Linked DNA regions of Homo sapiens: region 1 is linked to region 2. Evidence: read pairs that join two places in POLR2A ChIA-PET (ENCODE). Cell type or tissue: PC-9. All regions are shown on one strand. Each heading gives the region's core, and the rest is flanking DNA. Links, peaks and the distances in the headings are about the cores only. Region 1 has its middle 23 kb from the start of SPATA12. Region 2 overlaps ASB14 (ankyrin repeat and SOCS box containing 14).

Region 1 (2,915 bases), core at 307-2,806, 200 kb after region 2:
CTGCTGAAAACCACTAGTGGCCCTGGAAGTGAATACCGAATCTCTTATGTGATGCCTTGCTGACTTCTCCTCTCTGTGTCCCTTCTTTCTCTGATCATACCAGACTGTTGAAATTCCTCACTCCTGTGTTCCTGCCCCGGGTTCTTTGCATGTGCTGTTTCTTCTACCTGAATCACCCTTTCTCAGTCTCCATCCCTCCTTTGCAATGAGACCTTCCCTGTCTACTGTCCACCTCTAGTCTAGGTCCTGACATGTGTCTTCAGGAACCTCTTGCTCACTAGAATGTTGCTTCATGAGGGGAGGCCGTATCCCTTGCGGAGGCCTTCCATCTGGACTGGACTCTTGTTTTACTGCTTTAACCAGCTTGCACCCCACCCTACCACTGAGTAGTCACTGGGGCAAGTCACCTCATCTCCCTGGTTCTCAGTTTCCTCATCAGTCAGACGAAGGTAAAAAAATGTACCTGCCTCATGGGGTTGTTGTGAGGATAAAGCAGGGGATGGGAGGGGATAGCCCGCTCAGTGCCTGGCACATGACAAGTGCTCAAAAACATTACTATCTGTTTTAGCTGTCATCAAGATAGGGAATAATAGTGTTTTTTTCTTTTCTTTCTTTATTATTTTTATTATTTATTTAACAGGGTCTCACTGTGTCACCCCAAGCTGCAGATCCACTCACTACAGCCTCAACCTCCCAGGCTCAAGCGATCCTCCCACTTTAGCCTCCTGAGTAGCTGGGACTATAGGCCTGCGCCACCATGCCCCACTGATTTTTGTGTTTTTTTGTAGAGATGGGGTTTCACCATGTTGCCCAGGCTGGTCTTGAACTCCTGGGCTCAAGCAATCTACCTGCTTTGGCCTCTCAAAGCGCTAGGATTACAGGCATGAGCCATGTGCCCGGCTGAGAAATAACAGTTATTAGTAAATTTAAAAGGCTCCCTAGAAGAGAAAACTGCATCTGTGCCTCACTTTGCAAATTGGAACATGGCTCCCATCCATTTACCATGATCCCAGAGTGGAGAACGACTGGGCTGTTTTATGTATTTCCCCCACAAGGCTCTGTTATCTCAAGGTTTTACACCCTGTGGTTCCTGTCCTCAGACTGGATAATAGCTTGCTATAGACACAGGTTTGGTTAGCGACACGAGCCGTATCAGAATTACCAATGTGTGTTGGATGCCTGCTACTATGCCATGCATTGCATAGTGCCTGAGCTCCCCTCAGCCTCCCAAAGGGACTTTGGAGCCCATGTCCCACCTCAGGACAGGGCTCAAGTTGTATTTGAACTCAGGTATTTCCCACTCCACAGCCTCTCTCTGTCTTCCCACTCCCCAGCTCAGCCTTGCTCCTCAGGTTTTCTAACCCAGATTATGAAAGCAGAAAGGACTTGCTTCCAAAGAAGGCTTTTAGTAGCACTTGAAGAGCATTGCTTAGGCCTGAACAATAAGACTGACACCCAGGCCAGGCGCAGTGACTCACACCTGTAATCCCAGCACTTTGGAAGGCCGAGGCGGGCGGATCACGAGGTCAGGAGTGTGAAACCAGCCTGACCAACATGGTGAAACCCCGTCTCTACTGAAAATACAAAAATTAGCCGGGTGTGGTGGCGTGGGCCTGTAATCCCAGCTACTCAGTAGGCTGAGGCAGGAGAATCACTTGAGCCCGGGAGGCAGAGGCTGCAGTGAGCCGAGATCGCGCCATTGCACTGCAGCCTGGGTGATACAGTGAGACTCTTGTCTCAAAAAAAAAAAAAAGACCGATACCCAGACACATCACCATCCCCTGGGTGAAGACTGCAACCGGACACGGCACACCTTTCAAATGCCAAAAAGTGGGGGAGGGGGAGCATCTATACAGTGCATTGCTACAGGCAGAGAGTTAAATGTCTCTTCCAGTAATTCCACTTCTGGGGTTTTATCTTTAGTAAGTAACTAAAAATGCGTGCTTACATTTGTTGTGCAAAGATTTTTGAGGCTGGATATGGTGGCTCATGCCTATAATCCCAGCACTTTGGGAGGCTGAGGCGGGTAGATTGCTTGAGTTTAGGAGTTGGTGACCAGCTTTGGCAACATAGTGAGAACCTGTCTCTACAAAAAAATACAAAAATTAGCTGGGTATGGTGGTGCACGCCTGTAGTCCCAGCTACTTGGGAGACTGAGGTGAGAGGATCACTTGAGCCTGGGAGGTCAAGGTTGTACTGAGCTGAGATTGTGCCACTGCACTCCAGCCTGGGCAAGACACCGAGACCCTGCCTCAAAAAAAAAAAAAAAAAAAAAAAAAAAAAAAAAAAAAAAAAGATTTTCAGGCCGGAAGTGGTGGCTCACACCTGTAATCCCCGCTTTGGGAGGCCAAGGTGGGTGGATCACTTGAGGCCAGGAGTTTGAGACCAGCCTGGCCAACATGGCAAAACCCCATTTCTAATTAAAAAAAAAAATTAGCTGGGCATGGTGGTGGGTGCCTGTGATTCCAGCTACTCGGGAAGCTGAGGCACGAGAATCACTTGAACCTGGGAGGTGAAGGTTGCAGTGAGATCACATCACTGTATTCCAGCCTGCGCAACAGAGTGAGGTTCTGCCTCAAAAAACAAACAAACAAAAAATTCATTACTAAGCATTATCCTGATAACGAGAAATGAGGAACAAACCAAGTACCAGTCGGAATTGATTATAAGAGGGCACATGCATACAATGGACCAAATGGCCTTTAGCAATCATGTTGTGGGAGAATATTTCACGACAAAGGAAAGCATTCACAATATGTTAAATGAAAAATAAAGGACACAGATTAACAGTGGTTACTGCTGGATGGTGTGATTGTGGGTGGGTTTTCTTATTCTTTGTACCTCTGCTATTTTCTATATTGCTTTACAGTGAGTAGTGTTACATAAGCAGAGGGTTTTAAATGTAAGGTTACACA
Region 2 (2,915 bases), core at 252-2,751:
TAAGTCAAGAAAATGATTTCCTAAAATGAAGGACAAGTGTTTCCAGAATAAAGGGCCACACTAAGTGCCAGCTCAATGAACCGTAAAAGACCCAATACCCTCGGCACTTTGTTTCTAGTCTTAGTCTTAGAGCAATGAGAGAACTTTCTGTGGCAAATTATAAATGGTTATTAGCAGAATTCATACTGATTCAGCACCTCAGCAGCTAGCAAGGCTCCTCGTACACATTTGATGCCAATAATTAGTGATTGAATAGCGAGATGGATAAAGTTAGATGTTTTAGGATCTTGGGGGTCTAAGTATTCTTCTCTAAATGTGAGTTCATACTATAAATGCAGAAAAGCCAATTATTAGAGAATTTTGTGTAACAAAAAGTTCTTTAAAATGTAACATGTAGAAATAAATAATTCAAGGATACATGTGAAAATGTTAAAGATCATCTCAGAGGTGGAATTAAACTTTTCTACTTACATAGCCTCTTTTAAATTATAATAAAAAATCATAAAAAGCTGAAAAAAAAAAAGACAAGTCACTAGGGAAGACTCACAAGTCACTGTGGAAAGAAGTTTCCACAGACTTCCTGAGAGAAAAAAAGGAATACATAATATACAAAAGATGAAAAATCAGAATGGTTTCAGACATCTCAATGGTAACTAGAAGCTTGAAGTAATTGGTGGTGAATAATAGTTTTACAGATTCTGAGGAAAAAATACTTCCAACTTAAAATTCTATATTTGCTCCAACTCTCAAATCTGACAGTAGATTAAAGACATAAAAGATATTTTCAGACATAGGAAATCTCAAAAACTTTCTTGTTCCCTACTGTTAGGAAGCTAACGGAGCAAATGTTCTACCAACATCGGAGTAAAGCAGAAAAACAAAAGTTTGGCATCCAGAAAACAGAAGATCCAAGCCAGGTGGGAGGCAAATGAGATCCCTAAGATGAGGGGAATAACGATCTTAGGATGACCAAACATGACCAGGCACTGAGGTCCAGATTGGAACAGGTCAGGAGGCCCCAGGTAGAGGCTTCTTCAAGACCATGGTGGGCTAGGAATGACATCTTGAAGGGAGATGTAGACAGTTTAGAGAGTTTGGGGTGGAATTAATGATAAATTGGAAACTAAGCAAATGAAACATAAGACAAGTATTAACTCCAGGGAAAACAAAAAGATGTGCATAAAAGGAAATGTAAATATGGCCTACCTTTGAATGACATACATGAAGGTAAATATTAAATATTTAACAAAAATTATGCTACAAAAATATTAGGATGGTGGGACGAGAAATGTGCACATGTGGTGGGGACAGGAGGAAAAAAAGTTAAATCCTCATTTTCTATGGTAAGAAGTCATTAAATTATACCAAAACCAAAAATCAACAAGTATCAATACAAGCAGGTTACTTAGAGACACGGGCATGAAGAGCAAAGAATCAGCTAAAGGATCCCTCTGGAGAAGGAAAAAGATTGTAGGGAAAGAGTGATGGACTTCACAGTAATTGGCTCTTTAAGTTCTGTACATGTATAACTTTTATCAAAATAAAAGCTGAAAATTAGGCTGTGCACGGTAGTTCACACCTGTAATCCCAGCACTTTGGGAGGCCGAGGCCGGCCGGTCACCTGAGATCAGGAGTTTGAGACCAGCCTGACCAACATGGTGAAACCCTGTCTCTACTAAAAATACAAAAATTAGCAGAGCTTGGTGGCAGGCACCTGTAATCCCAGCTACTAGGGAGGCTGAGGCAGGAGAATCGCTTGAACCAGGGAGAGACGAGGTTGCAGTGAGCCAAGATTGCGCCACTGCACTCCAGCCTGGGTGACAGAGCAATACTCTGTCTCAAAAAAAAAAAAAAAACAACACTGAAAATTAAAGAGAGACCAACAGAGTACTGCCAAAAATTAGGATTTGGGGTCCCTTCATGGTTTGTCCCAAGATGCTAACGCTTTGCATTTTATACAGAAAACACTGAGCAGAAAAGCCTTCTCTGAGAAAGCACGCATAAACCATAAAGCACCCTAGCACTGTATAGTGAAAAGAACTCTGGGTCAGATCTAACCTCTCTAAACCTGTTTCCTTGTCTATAAGATAGTACTTGTCTTGTGCGTAGAAAAATCACATATGTAAAAACCGTGAGGCTGTGAAGCCTGTTGTAACAACGGTAGAGCTAGTTTTCCTCTCTTCACTTCAGCCTATCTGGTAGGTCAAATGATTCCATTTCTGTGGCACCTAAACAGCATGTCCCTATTGATAGGTCATGGAAAATGCCGGGTTAAAAAGTTAAGCAAATGCATTGCAAGATTCCTCAGAGACTTCAATATACCAATGTACAAAGTGAATCTTGAAGAGGGTGATAGAATATATAGTGCTGGCTGAGATTAGTGGCTCACGCCAGTAATCCCAGCCTTTGGGAGGCTGAGGCAGGAAGATCACTTGAACCCAGGGGTTTAAGACCAGCCTGGGCAACATACCAAGACTGCATCTCTACAGAAATTTTTAAAGAAATTAGCCAGGCATGGTGGCATATGCCTGTAGACCCAGCTTCTTGGGAGGCTAAGGCAGGAGGATTGACTGAGCCCAGCAGTTCAAGGCTGCAGGGAGCTATGATCGTACCACTGCACTTCAGCCTGGATGACAGAATGAGAGCCTAAATATATATATATTTACATACATACACACACACACACACACACACACACACACATACACAGTGTTCCCAAGCCTTTTATTATTATTTTTTTAACTACAAAATCATTTTCTTTACATTTCCTTACAGAAACTTAAGGGGCTTTCTATACAACATACTTTGGTGTGTTGCCAAAGTGTGGTAATGCAGAAATGATAGGCCAAAACTATCATTTTCTATGGCCTCAACCACTCCCACCAGATATGCATATTTAAATTGTGTTTTAGTCA

What was found. ChIA-PET counts read pairs that join two places held together with the same protein. Peaks named below come from ENCODE experiments on the same cell type or tissue, not always from the same donor. Only the 100,000 strongest peaks of a DNase experiment are listed, where the experiment ranks them.
Region 1: POLR2A ChIA-PET joins it to region 2 with 7 read pairs; 2 of 35 experiments call an interaction of 5 or more read pairs at or near these places.

What each region holds. Positions count from the first base shown.
Region 1 is chr3:57,082,367-57,085,281 of GRCh38, reverse strand. No RefSeq gene overlaps it. Among named protein-coding and RNA genes, the nearest start is that of SPATA12, 23 kb to the right of the region's middle. In PC-9, for the core only: no CTCF peak of the experiment used is centred there; DNase peaks (open chromatin) are centred at 1,441 and 1,831; H3K27ac peaks cover 2,137 bases.
Region 2 is chr3:57,283,883-57,286,797 of GRCh38, reverse strand. The region is part of intron 5 of ASB14 (ankyrin repeat and SOCS box containing 14); the gene reads left to right. Among named protein-coding and RNA genes, the nearest start is that of ASB14, 7.3 kb to the left of the region's middle. In PC-9, for the core only: no CTCF peak of the experiment used is centred there; no DNase peak of the experiment used is centred there.